Linked DNA regions of Mus musculus: region 2 is linked to region 1. Evidence: chromatin loops called from intact Hi-C (ENCODE). Cell type or tissue: heart. All regions are shown on one strand.

Region 1 (8,000 bases):
AGCACTTGGGCAGAGGCAAGAACTGGATGCCCACCCAGCTCAACAGTTTGCCATGGCCTGAGAGGAATTCTTGAAACAAGGACACCATAGAATACACAACTCCAAGCAGTCCCTGTTTCTGGAGGGGCCAGGTGGCACAGCCCTGCTGCCCATCTTCCAGGGTCCCTCTGTCCTTCTTTGTAGGATCTTTCTTTCTTTTTTTTTTTTTTTTTAAGATTTATTTATTATATGTAAGTACACTGTAGCTGTCTTCAGACACTCCAGAAGAGGGCGTCAGATCTTGTTACGGATGGTTGTGAGCCACCATGTGGTTGCTGGGATTTGAACTTCAAACCTTCGGAAGAGCAGTCAGGTGCTCTTACCCACTGAGCCATCTCACCAGCCCCTTGTAGGATCTTTCTATAGGCATGAAAGAAAGGTATTACATAGGTGTGACAAAGACCCCAAAGAAAATACAGGCCGCTGAGCCTTAGCAGGGCACCCACATATCTCCTCAGAATTGGTAGTATCAAGAAATTGTGCAAAATATATTATGGTACTTACTGCCATCTTCTCATACCCAAGTTTTTAATCTGTTCTTATAAAAAAAAAAAACCAACAACTGCATCATAATGTTCTCAAAACTGGTATCTTTGTGCTATATGGGTTGCATAAGTTAAGAAATCACAGAGACTTCCTGAACTGTTGGTTATGTGACAAAATTTCTATCTTGTGCTGTCGAGAACCTTCACGTCCCTTCGTGAGAGTAAGCTGTGTATGAGAAGGGAAGTTTCCATTGAGAGGGTGGATGTCACTCTCTCAATGGGTGGATTGAGTCAGGTTGTGATCATTTTTCCTGTGCAGGAAGACATGTGACCCAGCAGCTGACAGGGTGGCAGAGAGGTCCTCCCCTGGTGGGGTCTCAATGTCATCAGTGTCACACTCCATGGGAAATGTTGGGCACACATGGAAAGGATGCTCGGTGGCTACAAGACTTGGCCAGAAAACACCGAAGCCCCTGCCAGGGACTCATGCGGGCACAAAGAAGCTGGCTATACTCAGCCTATGGGGCTCCCTAAGATCCAGGAAACCCAGGCACCTTCTCTCTGGGTACCCAGGAATGTGGCCCACATGTGACTTCATAGAAACAGATCACAATTCACTTCTTGGGTATTGACTTTCCAAGCACTCTGCTGAGTATATGTTCAAAGGTAGAGAGCAAGCTATGACCGTGGAACAAATCTAGTCCAAGGCCTATTTACACATAACTTATAAGCTGACATTGTTCTTAGTACCTGTAAATGTCTGAAACAAAGAATCTAAACGATAATATTCACAGCACCTGAGAACTCCATGAAACTTGGAGCTGAGTAGCCATCAGTAAACTTTCACTGGACACAGCAGACACATTCACGACATCTTGCCCATGGCTTCCTTCCTACCTGTGTGACAGACCTAGTGGTTACAGCAGAGATCATTAGGCCTCTGGAGCCACATACACACACACACACACACACACACACACAAACACACACACAGCTTTGCTGTGGACAAGGCTATTTCTAGTCTTTGTAGGATTCCCAACCACGGCTGGGGATGTGGTCTGGTCAGCAAAGTGCTTATGACACAAATTTGAGGAGTCAAGCTTGTTCCCCGTACCCACATAAAAGGCCTGATGGAGCAGCACTTTTCTGTGATCCCAACACTGGGGAAAGGAAGACAAGAGAATCCAGGGCTTTCTGGCCAACTAACATGGCCAGATCAGTGTGCTCCAGTTCAGCAGGAGACCCAGTCTTAAAGAATAAGGAGAACAGATAAAGGACATCTGACATTGACCTTGAGCTCCACATGCTCACCCACACACTGTGAACACAGAAACTAACACACGAATGCTGTGGATGGCACTGTGCTGCTTGTATTTTTATGTTAATTCTGCTCTCCCAGGAGAGGCTGTCTGGACTCAGGAATGGGTCGTGAACTCATTGGCTTCTGGTGAATCAATCCCTAATGAATAAAGGAGCCAATCACTGGGCAAGTAGGCGGGACTTCTGGTTTGGATGAAGGAAGAGAGGAAGCAGAAGAGAGTTAAGCCTTTTGGACAGGGACAGCATAAGTATAAGATGTAGCTGCTAGAGTTTCCCAGTATCATGGAGGATCCACAAGGATTTGCCACCAGAGGAATCAGATTTTAATAGGGCTTACAAGATTAGGTTTTAGTTGTTGCACCCAGAGATTGAGTTACCGTTGTTTCTGAACTAAGTTGGTGTTGCGTTTTCCTTCACACGGGGGCTCATCTGGGTTCAAGAGAGAAAGGTACAGGCGGCAAAATGTGTGAGTTTGCCTGAGGTGCACCACAAAGGCCATGGAGCTTTTGAGGCATGGGGAGACATGCTTAGCAAGCTGGGTAGAGACATTTGGGAGCTTCAGGCCAAAGAGTCTCCAGGAAATAAAACAAGTTGGCCATTAGCTGCCAGTGCACAGCCAGTCAGGCCACCAGGGCAGAGTTGGCAGTGCAAGTGTGGGAATGTGCTGTTTCGTTTTTAATATTTCCTGCAACACATACATACACAAAATGATAGATTAATCAATTATTTAAAAACAAAAAATGACTTGGGGGCTGGAACTGCGGGGCCTGCTCTCATCAGTAGAGGATCTTTCACTAGAATCCACAGGGCTTGTACACAATGCCCCCCTCCCTACGAGCCAGAGAATGCCTCACAGGGTTTGTGAGCACGGCAGTGGGAAGCCACCCCACTCTTTGGGGGGCAAACTGCAAAGCTGAATGTCAATCAAAGATGTACCTGGTCAGAGAGAACAGCCCTGCCCAGAGCCCCCACCTTCACCCCAAAATAGGAATCTGGGATTGGGAGAGAAATAGTTCTTTCTCCTAGAGCTTGACTCTCAAGCAGAAAATTCACTACCAATACACATTTTACCACATTAAAAGTGCTGAGGCCTGGAAGGAGACCTGGCTCTGGCATGAAGCTAACCACCATGTCCAGTCCAGAGTTTAGCAGCAGAGCCATGTCTCCAGACAAGACACTGGTTTAGCCTGAGCAGACCGAGAAATCTGTAGTCAAAGAAATGATAATACAACAAAAATCAAAGAAAAGCTGCCCCCAACCACAATTGATTTCTCAGTGCAGTCTTGTGTGCAAGGTGACGACGTGCATCTAGCTCCTGCAGAGAAGTGTTCCTCTCCCCTGATTCAGCCTCATTCTAGCTGGGAAAATCCTTCCAGGGGCTCTTAGCACAGTACAAGAGCTGGTTTTTAGATCCTCACAGCCTACATGCTAACCCAGATCCTTGAGAGGACTGTCAACGCCCAGGCCCATGTTGATTCCCTGTATGCCCAATCCATGGGACTCCAGGTGACAGCTGTCCTATGCCACCTATCTCTGGCAAGGAGGGCAAACAAAACAGCTAGGCAGGGGACTAGGACCCAGAAACATGAAAGCAATCTCCTGAGCAGTTCACATCCTCGGAACAAATAGACTCAGAGGTTCGTAAGGCACACATGGAGAACGGAGAAGGAAACCTAGCGTTTAATTTGGCATCCACATACATACACACAGGACTGTCCCTGCTATGCACCAAATATCCTCTGAGGCCCTCTTTGGCTCTTGGGCAGGAGGGCATTGCATTCAGCCCTGTGAATTCTAGTGAAAGATAGTCCCATTTCTGACAATAGTGGGCCCCTGAAAGTCCAGTCTCTGTCTCGTGCCCTGCAAGCCAATTTGTGTGTGTGTGTGTGTGTAATATGATTCTGTATGTGTTTGGTTTTGTGTTCATGGTGTATGTGTGTGCATGTGTATATAGAGGTCAACCCCAGGTATCCTCCATCTGTGACTTCTAGGAACCTCCAAATCTACCAGGTCAAAGTTCGTGGTCAGCTGCTATTAGCCCTAATAGCACCATCAACACTTGCAGAGATAGGCACCACAAAGGCAGCTCTGGGGGGATGCTGGGCAACTCCAGCTCGCTTTTGGCCAGAAGTGAAAAAGGTAGATTAGGTTTTAGTTGTTGCACCCAGAGATTGAGTTACCGTTGTTTCTGAACCAGATTGGCCCTGAGTCTGGTACTCACGCCTATACATATCCTCTCTAGTTTATGACTCCCATCTGTCGCATAAACATGAGGCATGAGTGAGGGGGTGTCCTGCCTTGGTGAACTCCCCAATCCCCTGTCATTTTCTAGCAGCTGTGAATTCTCTATGGTCCAGCCCTGCCTGGTAGCTAGGTAGAAAAGACCCAAGCACAGCATTCTTCCCTGCGTGGAGGCCGAGCGCCCTCTGGTGGCCATGTTGGGAAAAAGACTTGTGGACCCAACCAGATGGCTTAGGAGCAGGCACTGCACAGATACTTACACATATAAATAATAATAATAATAAAATTAAAAAGAAAAGCCAAATTAGGAGCACTGCACTGGCCCTACTCTGTAGCAGTGGACATGTGGGTCCTCATCTGTCCAACCATCTGAGGAGTGGTGGGTCCAGGGCTCATTGAGATAAATTGGATAGCAGATGGTTGAGACCTGAGGGAAAGAAAGGGAAGGTCTGGAAGGAGTCTGGCACTGTTCTAGTTTCATTCTGTTGCTGTGATTTAAAAGAAAAAAAAACATAGCCAAAAGCAACTCAGGGAAAAAGGGGTTTATTTCAGCTCATAGCCCCACAGTCAGCGAGCCCCACAGAGGAACACTGCTTGCTACCTTGCTCATGGCCTCATGCTTATCTAGCTTTCACATACATCCCAGTACCACTGTCCTAAGGAATGGTGCTGCCCACAGTGGGCAGGGCCACTGGAGAAGGAACATGGAGAGGTAAAAGGTCATGCTAGCCATGAAGACAAGCAAGGAAAGATGTAATCTAGAAATGGAAGTGGCCTGCTGACCAAAGGTGGAGGGCAGAGATGCCCACACAACTAGAACCACTGCAGGCATTCATGGGGGACCAAACTAGTACATCTGTGCTCATACTCCATACTCATACTCCAGTGAAGCATTTCCCCCCGAGACAAATGAGCCCCTGAGCCTTGCCTTCATGTTAACAGAAGAGCATATGGGCACAAAGGGCACAGTTACAGAGGCCATAGGGAACATATACCTGGTACCATGGATGAGACCCACACCTCACCTTGCCCACTAGTGACAGTCCCAGCCACAACAGACCTTCAACATCAAGCTGCCAGTGTTAAGCTAAGAGAACCTGGGACACATCAGTGAGGGCAGGAACTTGTGTGGGTAGCCAGTGTTATCAACACGGGTGGGATATAGAGAGTAGAGGAGGGGCTGCCATCTTACTCTTTCAAGCTCCTGCAGAAAGCATTTTGAAAGTCAGGAGAGGCCAGGAGGTAAAGAAATGAAGGAAAGCCAGCCAGGAACCTGGGCTGTTGAATCCAGAATGCCCCTGAGGAGGCCCAGCCCTGGTTGGAGAGCAAAGCAGGATCTACTCCAGGAAAGATGTAGTCAAGATGCTGTCAAGGCTGCCGAGACAGCAGGAGCTCCTGTCCTGTGGTATTCAGGATGTCCTAGCACATCTGCAGTCACAGGCGGGCACTCTAGCACCAGCATGCCAGCAAAGCTCTTGTGTTCTGGGAGCAAGGGTCAGCCTCCTTTCCTTTCTTCTTTGTGATTGTTGTTGTATGTGTAAGAGTCTTGTACCCGCATGCATGCCTGTACACCGCACGCATGTAGTACCCAAGGAGGGGATTCATAGCCTCTAGAACTTGAACTACAGACAGTTGGGGACCCTTTTGTGGGTACTGGGAGTCGAACCTGAATCTTCTGGAAGAGCAGTCAGTGCTCTTAACGGCTGAACCATCTCTCTCAAGCCACCCCCTCTGTTTTAACAAACTTTTATTGAAAGAAAAAGATATAATGAATGCCTGCTTTATGCTGGAATCTGTCACCACCAAGCCTCATACAGACCAAACATGCATTGTATATATGCACAGCTCCCCTGCCTTTGACACTCTGTGCTTGGGTAACAAACTACATCAGGACCTGACAGTGCAGTGGGGGAACAATCTTCTGACACTTTTTATTTTGAAATAAGATTTTTTTCCAGTGGCCTCCTATAGTCTTGAATTCACTCTGTAGCGTAGATAGGCCTTGAACTTGGTAATCTTCCTGCCTCATCCCCTCAGCTGGGTTTGCAGGCCTGTAGAGTCAGACACCACTCATTAGTATCTATGAAATGTGTAGTAGCATTATACAGTATTATGTAGTGGCACCTTTGTGTTATATATATATATATATTCTTATTGCTAAAAAAAATGCCAAGAACCATCTGGCCCTGTTGAGTTGTGCATTGTGCTTGCTTCTGGCACTCATAGCTGTTGCTGACTCCTGACTAATCAGAGTGGTGGCTGTGGAAGGCTGGGGTGGTCAAGGTGACTTTTTGCCTTAATGACAGTGGAATGGGCCACACCTGTCCACTCTTCCCTTCATGAACATCCCCTGCAGTTTATAGTGTTGTTTGAGAACATTTCTTTCAACACTGAAGTAATCCTCTCCAGCTCTGTTACCACTTCTCAACTAAGTTTCCATGACACCCCGACTCCTCGGTTGTCACAGGGATAGATTCTGTCTCAAGAGACTTCCTTCCAGGGGCTAAGGAGATGGCTCATCAGTAAGGTGTTTTCCACAAAAGTATGAAGATCCAAGTTTGGATTTCCAGAGCCCATGTAAAAAGTCAAGCCTGGACTGAGGAGATAGTTCAGTGGATAAAACAGTTTACACTGAAAGCCTGAGAATGAGAGTTCGAATCCCCAGCATGCACCTAAAAACAGATGGGTACAATTGCTGTAATAAACGTCAATGTGCCACAGTAACATTGTGAAGGAATATGCTTTTGTCTGAGCAGTAGCCACATTAGTCACGTGGTAAGCAGGGATGGGTGTGCCCTCTAGGCTTCGCTGTCCCACAGGCAGAACACAGGGTTGCTAAGGAACATGGTGGTCCTGGACAAGTGTCTGCTGCTCTTTCTCTTAAGCCAGGCATTAGCTTCTCTTCAGCTATGGATGTGCCCAGGAGAGTCCTCATCCAATGAAAGATGGTTTACACCGAAGGCATGCCACTGAGTGTCACTTCCGACTACTCTCTCAGCTTCTTCAGCTTTGTCACCTGACAGGTCAGGCAATGCCTGGAGGAAAGCTCTCCAATGTGACTCCACAGTTGGCAACATGGGCGATTCGCTTTCTTGTCACTCCTGTGCTCAGTGGGGCAGCACTTTCAATTTCCTTCCAGAAGTTTTCCTCAGCACTCAAAACTTGGCTAGCCCCTCAGTGCAAGAGGCCTCATGTTAGCCTAACCTTAGCCTAACCTGAAAGTCACATCCTTTCACTTGGGACATTTAGAAGCTGTCTTAGAGTTCTATGGCTGTGAACACGCACCAGGACCAAGACAAATCTTATAAAAGACAACATTTAATTGGAGCTGGCTTACGGGTTCAGAGGTTCAGTCCATTATCATCAAGGTGGGAGCATGGCAGCATCCAGGCAGGCATGGTGCAGAAGCTGAGAGTTCTATATCTTCATCTGAAGGCTGCTAGTGAAAGACTGACTTCCAGGCAGCTAGAGGGAGGGTCTTAAGCCCTATGCCCACAGTGACACACCTACTCCAACAAGGCCACACCCCCTAATAGTGCCACTCCCTGGGCCAAACATATACAAACCATCACAGAAGCTAATAAACACACAGCTATTTGTTGGCCAAATTTCAATATTATTGCCTCAGAAAATAACAAGCAAGGTCTCGAGGCCAGAGAGATGGCTCAGAGAGTAAAGGTAATTTACACCAAGCCTGGTAGCCTGAGTTTCACCTCCAGGAACCAAATAGTAGGAGAGAACCAACTCCCCCAAAGTTGTCCTCTAACCTCTACAACCATGACATGACATGGGCATGCCCCTCCCCCCAAACTGAGGAAGAGAGACAGAGAGACACAGACAGACAGAGTCAGAGACAGACATGCACAGACAGAGACACAGTGATACAAAGGGACTCACTTTTAAAAGAATTAAATT
Region 2 (8,000 bases), 880 kb before region 1:
CATGCTTACTCTAGAATGAACAGGAATATCAAAACATACAAAGCAGAAAATGGCATTGGCTTTTTTTTGTAGTACATATATGTACCATGTGTTTATAGCACATGTAATTTGAATCTTTCAAGCACTGAATTTGTGCTGATAATTTTTCTGTTCTTCATAGTCATTGAAAACATTTTTAGTGCCTGTATCAGCTCTTACCTTACTGCTTTCAGAAGTGAGACCACTTCTCCAGTGACTTCTGACAGCTGTGATGTGGGGGCTGAGTATTCCCAGGTACAGAGCAGCTTTCTGTCTTCTCAGGACTCTTACTTAACTGTCTTCTGTTGGGTTTCCAGGGGATTTTTCACAGTGACTTGAGTTTCTACAATTTGCATAGATAATTATGATGGAAATCATTAGAGTAATAAGTATCATTGGCATACTATTTTTTAGAAGTTCTTCTGACAGATGATATAGGTGCCTTTGTTTCTAACATAAACCCAGTAGCATCAAATACTGATATCTTTGTTGCCAAAGATGTGACTAAGAAATAGCTTCCCTGATTATCATTAGAAAAATTAGTGATCTTTCAATTTTAATTCGTTTATAGACATCGAGTACATATATAATTTGTCACGAACTCCCCCTTTTTGTATCAAACTATTTGGTTTCTTTAAAACTAAACCCCTATAAATGTTTATTTATAGTTGCTATTTTGACTTTTGATTTTGTATGCTCTTTGGGGACCTGGAGTTTTTATATTTTTGTATCAAGTGGTCTTTTTCCCCCCTTTGGCTTTGGTTTCTCTTAATTTTTTTTTTTTTCCAAGACAGGGTTTCTCTGTATAGCCCTGGCTGTTCTGGAACTCACTTTGTAGACCAGGCTGGCCTCGAACTCAGAAATCTGCTTGCCTCTGCCTCCCAAGTGCTGGGATTAAAGGCGTGCGTCACCACGCCCAGCTCTCTTAATTGTTTCTCTGTGAAGAAGATCCTCTTCCACCATGAATGTAGGAAACACTAACTTTCTTCTTGTCAGCAGTTTTGTTTGTTCTTGCACGTTTATTCCATCAGGAGTTTACAGAGTAGTTTTGTACGTCACTCTTCAAAGCTCACTGTCTTTTATTTTATTTTAGAAGTTCTCCCATGAGGGCCTGTTTTTTGACTTTGGAGTCAGCTAGCCTAGCTTAGAATTTCAGTTCTCTGTCTTACTGTTAGGGACCCTGAACAAACTGTTAAAAATGTCAAGTCAGTGTTTTATCTGCAGAATGAATAGAACAAGAACAAGTGGGTTGGGTTTTTATGTGAGAAGCGTAGAATGTATGTAAAAAAGTACCTGCTCATCTAATGACTGCACCAGAGTAAGATGAAGTAAACAGCATATTTTCATGGACCCACTGGGTCCTCAGCTCCCCAGTGTCCTTTTGGATTATCGTGTCTTCTTTATCCTCTTCTCTGTTTAAGCCTCCTCTGTCCAGGGACACTTTGGTGAGTATTCCCATGGGATATAGGCATCTTACTTTTTTTTTTTTTTTAAAGATTTATTTATTTATTATATGTAAGTACACTGCAGCTGTCTTCAGACACACCAGAAGAGGGCGTCAGATCTTGTTACAGATGGTTGTGAGCCACCATGTGGTTGCTGGGATTTGAACTCCGGACCTTTGGAAGAACAGTCGGGTGCTCTTACCCACTGAGCCATCTCACCAGCCCGGCATCTTACTTTTTTATTATTGTCCTGAGAGGTCTGTAGAGCGAGAGCCACCCAATAAACTAGACAAGGGGCCCCTCTTCAAAATCAACAAGAGGGAGCCTTGAGTATTTGGGGCACTTCTTCATGGAATCACTTTGTTCTATTAGGGCTTATGCTGGGCCACACATAGATCATTTTTATTTGATGATACACAGTACTTTTGTGCATGCCTAGCATTTTGGAGTAGGAGCTCAGGCCTATCATAACTGCAAGGTCAAAGTGCTTATACTTGGTGAAAGCCCGGTATCAGGCCAAGAGCAGTTTTTCAAAGGCAAGTAGTTATCTGAAGAGAGTAATCTCCACTGTGATTCTTTGACTGAGCATGCCATACAGTTTAAGCTGTAATGAAGAGGCAGAGGTGTCAAAGTCTGTACTGGCTGGTTTTGGGTGTCAACTTGACACAGCTGGAGTTATCACAGAGAAAGGAGCTTCAGTTGAGGAAATGCCTCCATGAGATCCAACTGTAAGGCATTTTCTCAATTAGTGATCAAGGAGGGCGGTCCCCTTGTGGGTGGGACCATCTCTGGGCTGGTAGTCTTGGTTCTATAAGAGAGCAGGCTGAGCAAGAAACCCTGACTAAGACAAAGTGGCATCATTGGCATAAGCAAAATAGGAGTAAAAGGGGGACAGAGAAATTCCTTTGTAGTGTCATCTTTTGTGTCTTGGCACTGTTAATTTTTTATTTTGGAAGTTCCCAAGATTCTTACTTTGCAGTGACTACTTTTCCGCCATGTGTACTTAAAATTAAAAGCCAATAATGGTAAAAATTTGAAGGAGAGAATGATAGAATTAAGTTCTAGTCTTAAGTCTGGGCATAATTCTCTGGTTTTGGAGGTGTTTTTCTCCAGTGGTGCCTAGTGTTTGCGTCAGTTGTGTTTGCTGGTGTGGAGCTATACATTGGCAAGTGAAATGTCTAGTTTCAGTTCAGGTTGTTAGCGTGAGCCCTGGTGAGCTGGCTAATCTCTCTGAGGACTTTCTTTTGATGCCAATGAATATATCTTGTTAAATGAAGGGTACTTACAGGCATATGTGCCTCTACGTCACCATTTGTTTTACAGCATAAAGGCTCAAACCGAGGGAGTGTGCTCACTGTTTTTTTTTTGTTGTTTGTTTTTTTTTGTTTGTTTGTTTTTGTGAATCTATCAGATCGACAGAGGCTCTAAACTCGAGGTTCTCTCAACATGAGTTGTATGTTGTATTTTGAACTATTTTGTGATACCAGCAGGTGGCAGTAGAAGATAACTCTATGGTGAGCCAGTAATTTGGTCTTGTGTTTGAACCTCAAACTGAACTGTATTTTGGGACTGGGCATTGGCTACTAATCCAGTGGCTTGCTGTGGATACTGACTCTGGCAAACTACCTTTCTTAAGTTTTGCAATCTATTGAAGAATATAATTTTAGTTTTTTGAAGCGGAGAAATTTGACAACTTTTATATTATAAATTAAGGTAAATATATAGAATAAAATATGTGTAAAGTTGGTAACAATTTTCAATTGTATTAGAATTGTAGAATGCTTTTAAGGGAAAGTCCACAAATTTATTGAGTTTTGAAAAGTTGACAAGCCACTTTGCAATGCATATTGAATACACATATTTCCCCCTGCCCCAAAGGACTAGCCTTAAGTCAGTGCCTTGCCTCCACCTCCCAAGTGCTGTCATTAGAGATGTGCCACCACTCCTGATAGTTTGAGGGGAATGAGTTTGGGTTCTCATGCTTGTGCAACAAACACTTCATTGACCATATTAGCTTCCTAGCCCTATCTTAGTTTTAAATAAGTGAATTGGTTAATAATAATAATAATAATAATAATAATAATAATAATAATAATTATTATTTTTTGATCTGTGAGTTTTTGCCTAAGGCAAGTTTTACTTTTTTGACTTTTGGTCTGCAGAGAATATTTTGAATTTCTTGTTCTGCAAATATATATGTGCACAAATCAATAATAAGCATGTAAGGTCTCAGCTGGGCGGTGGTGGCACATGCCTTTAATCCCAGCACTTGGGAGGCAAAGGCAGGGGGATTTCTGAGTTCGAGGCTAGCCTGGTCTTATAGACTGAGTTCCAGGACAGCCAGGGATACACAAAAAAACCCTGTCTAAAAAACAAAACAAAACAAAACAACAAAACAATTAAAAAAAAGCCCAAAAAAGGATGTAAGGTCTCTTTTATGCTAAAAATGGCAGTCTATTTTCTGTTTATGAAAATATAGCAAACATTAGTATTCATATATTTGTATTTGGTAGTTTTTCTGAGGCTGATGTTTGAATGGTGTGGAGAGTGTAGCTAGAAGTGGAGAGCCTGGCTTGCGTCTCCAGCTCAGCTCAGTTCTCTTTTAATGAACTTTATGGGTGAAACATATGTGATACAGAGGTCTGGAGATTTAGGCATGTCACAAAGGTGCTTAAATATACACTTATGATTTTTTAGAGTACTCCTGTGCCACTTAGGCTATGCAAAGAGGTAGAAAGGAAGAAGAATGCTCTACTCTGCTATATTTGTGTTGTTAAAGAAGTTGTGTCTCTCTTGGCAATTTATTTTGTGCTTAGTTTAAAAAATACTTGTTTTATATGTATCTATGTATGTGTGTGTGTGTGTGCGCTATGTGTGTGTTGTGTCATACATTCTCCTGATCACATAAATGTGAGAGCCAGAGCATTATACTAGATGTCTTCCTTTATCATCTTTCATCTTATTTCCTTGAGACAGGGTTTCTCACTGAACTGGAAGTGCAACTGTTTGGGTGGCTGGGCAGGAAGTGCTTGAGATGCCCCTGTCTCTGTGCCCCAGTGCCTGGCTTCTTGTCTGGGTGCTTGCATTCAAACTCAAGTCCTCATGCTTGCAGAGTAAGTGTGCTTACACAGTGAGCCCGTTTCCCAATTCTGCTGAGGTTTTTGTCACTGTTATTTTTAATGTCATGTATAGTTTTTTTTTTTTTTTAATTGTAAGCCTTGTTGAGTAAAATTAATGAGAATGGTAAGGAAAGAGTTGAGCTAGTTTCAGCTATAATTCACACCATTTTTTTTTTGTTCTTGTTTTGCCTGAGTGATGGTGAATTAGAATTATTTATTTATTTATTTATTATATGTGAGTACACTGTAGCTGTCTTCAGACACTCCAGAAGAGGGCTCATTATGGATGGTTGTGAGCCACCTTGTGGTTGGTGGGATTTGAACTCAAGACCTTTGGAAGAATAGTCAGTGCTCTTAACCACTGAGCCATCTTTCTGGCGCACCCCCCCCCCCAATATTTTTTAAAGATTTGTTTAAAAACTTGGGTGTCGTTTCTCTTCTGTTCTTGGTAAGGGCAGAGTTGTAACCCATTAAACAGGAGATAGCCCATTGATAGAGTTGAAGTTTTTCCAAGGTCATGACAGCTAAACTATGGCAGATGTAAAATGCTTCTCACTCAACTGCTGTAAAGGTGGTTAATCTCCTTTAAATTACAGAGAGGGGGAATACCTGATTTTTGGCCAAGACAATATAGTGCACTGGGTATGTAGAATATATCTAATATGTTGGGTTATTAAAATTGAATTTATAAAGTGTTTTGGTGTGTGTGCGCTTATGTATATGTGTGTGGGTATGTGTACACATGCATACATGTGGAGGTCAGAGGTCAGCTTCAGGTGGTAGTATTCAAGAACCATCCACTTTGCTTTTTAAAAACAGAATCTTTAATTGACTTGCGTCTCACTAGTTAAGATAGGCTGGTTACTGGCCAGTAAGTCGTCTCCACCTCCCCAGCTCTGGGATTACAAACATATTCCATCCCACCTGCATTTTTATGTGGGTGCTGGGGACTGATCTCAGGTCCTCATGCTTGTAAAACAAGCACATTACCAAAGCAGTTGTTTCCCCAGCTCCTTGAAATTGATTTTTAAAAACTTTCTGCACCTTGAAGGTGTTTTAAGGAGGCTTTCTGTGTGTATGTAAATATGCTTGTATGTACACTACTAAAAAGATAACTGTAGTATTGCTTTGTCCTGTTTAATTGGCTTAATGATCATGGGCTCATTTAAGCCAATAGACAGACTTAGTGGGCTAATATATCCAATATGGCTGGAATAAAATGGTACTGATGTGTTCTTTTGGTAGATAAAGTAATTAAGTTTATTGATGCCCTTTTCACACAAAATAGTAATTTTGAGATGACATAGAGTAGTAGAGAGAGAGAGGCCTGGAGTCAAGTTCCTGGTGTGTCATTGTGAATTAGGGATTTGTGTGTGAGGGGAATTTATCAAAACTCTTTAAACAAAACATAATTTGCTTTTGGGTGAGATAATTTTCTCCTACAAATTTCTATGTTATTTTTGGAGTTATTGTAAATATTTTATTTTTGGTTTCTTAACAAGTGGTTCATGTATTTTGTGTAAGGATTCTAGTGAGACAGTGATCTTTGTTGAGTCCATTAGAAGCAGGAGTAGCTGTCCTTTCAGTTTAAAACATTTCTTTGTCTTAAGAAGATAGAAAACATGAATCTTTTCTAAGTAATTTTCTTCCCCAAGAATGAATACCAGTAGCAGGCATTGGATATTCATAGGACCCTGGCCCAAGGGAGGCTTGGCAGCCATTCATTGTTATGTCTGAGATCTTATAGCTCCCTGATATCTTCAAAGCTCTGCCTTCAGATGTCATCACACTGGGAACTAGGGTTCCAGTTTGTGAGTTTGGTTACATTTTTGTCCATGATAATGTTTTTTTATTAGATATGTTCTTCATTTACATTTCAAATGCTATCCCCAAAGTCCCCTATATCCCCCCCCTCCAATGATAATGTTAATAGGCTAGTCTTCCCTCTCATTAATTTATAGATTTAACACAATGCCAGTCAAAATCCCAATAGGCATTTTAAAAAATATTTATTTATTTATATTTATATGAGTACACTGTAGCTATTTTCAAATATACACCAAAAGTGCATTGAATCCCATTGCGATTGTGAGCCACCATGTGGTTGCTGGGTATTGAACTCAGGACCTCTGGAAGAGTTGCCAGTGCTCTTAACCGCTGAGCCATCTCTCCAGTCCCCAATAGATATTTTTTTAAAATGAAAATTGATAAATTTACCTAAAATTCAGATGAGATTTCAGTGAATTTTCAATGGTCTGAACAACGTTGAAGAGAACGAGTTTGGAGGACTTTCTACATAAAGAAGTTTTTCAGTCTGTAATGATCAAGACAGTGTGGTGACAGCATAAGGACAGAGCAGTATTCAATCTAGCAGGGTATTGAGTCCAAGAACATACACATATGTATTGCTGATTGACTTTTGACAAAGGTAAAAAGATGAAATTTAGTGAGTAAAGGATATTTTTAACAAATAGAATTAGAACAGTTTGATAATCACAGGCAAAAATTGACCTTTAGTCTATACCTGGTACCACATGAAATAGCTTAGAGAGTCACAGAGGTAAATGTAAAGCCACAGAAGGAATAGAAGCAAACAGTAGAATCTCTGAGACACTGGGCTACACCACCTTGTCTCATACAATACCAACATCAGGATTAATGAAAGAAAAGCTTCATAAATTTGGCTTTGTTACATGTGAAAAACTATTCTTTGATTAGAAAAAGAAACCATGGACTGGGAAAGAGAACCTGCAGATCTCATAGCTGTTAAAGAATTTGTTTTCAGGGCATGTGAAGAACTTTATTTTTCTGGTGGGAATGGAAAATATAACCAATTAGGAAGATATTGTCAATTTTCTAAAAATACAAACACACAGCTCTCATCTTCTGCTATCTTCTGCTGCATACTTACTCAAAATGAAAGCCTGTATCCATTGCAAAGTCTGAACATGCATGGTTAATAACAGCTTCATATGTAACAGCCACAAGGTAGGAGTAACTCAGATGCTGACAGATGAGACAATAAGGGCTGTTATGGTCTGTGATACAGTCACAGAACACAGTGACAGAAATCAGACCAAAACGAAACAAACAAAAAAAGCCAACACAAACTACATGATCTAGTTACATAGAACTTGTAAAAAATTCTGTCTTTTGGAAGTAAAGAATTAGTGGTTGGCTGGAGTGGGTAAAGGGATAAAGATAGCAGGAAGCACAGATTCTATAGGGGTTTGTGGAAATGTCTGGGGCAAAGATGTGATGGTTTGTATATTCTTGGACCAGGGAGTGGCACCATTTGGAGGTGTGGCCTTGTTGGAATAGGTGTGACCTGGTTGGAGTAGGTGTATCACTGTGAGTGTGGGCTTAAGACTCTCACCCCAGTTGCCTGGAAGTCAGTCTTCCACTAGCAGCCTTTGGA

Evidence for each region. A loop is a pair of places that touch in the nucleus more often than their neighbours do. Peaks named below come from ENCODE experiments on the same cell type or tissue, not always from the same donor. Only the 100,000 strongest peaks of a DNase experiment are listed, where the experiment ranks them.
Region 2: a loop joins it to region 1, with 21 times the contacts of the local background. A loop is called at or near these places in 18 of 42 quality-filtered maps.

What each region holds. Positions count from the first base shown.
Region 1 is chr5:28,447,648-28,455,647 of GRCm38, reverse strand. No RefSeq gene overlaps it. Among named protein-coding and RNA genes, the nearest start is that of 9530036O11Rik, 15 kb to the left of the region's middle. In heart, no CTCF peak of the experiment used is centred here; a DNase peak (open chromatin) is centred at 4,257; H3K27me3 peaks cover 3,590 bases.
Region 2 is chr5:29,330,996-29,338,995 of GRCm38, reverse strand. The region is part of intron 4 of Lmbr1 (limb region 1); the gene reads left to right. Among named protein-coding and RNA genes, the nearest start is that of Lmbr1, 43 kb to the left of the region's middle. In heart, a CTCF peak has its summit at 2,950 (motif pointing right); no DNase peak of the experiment used is centred here.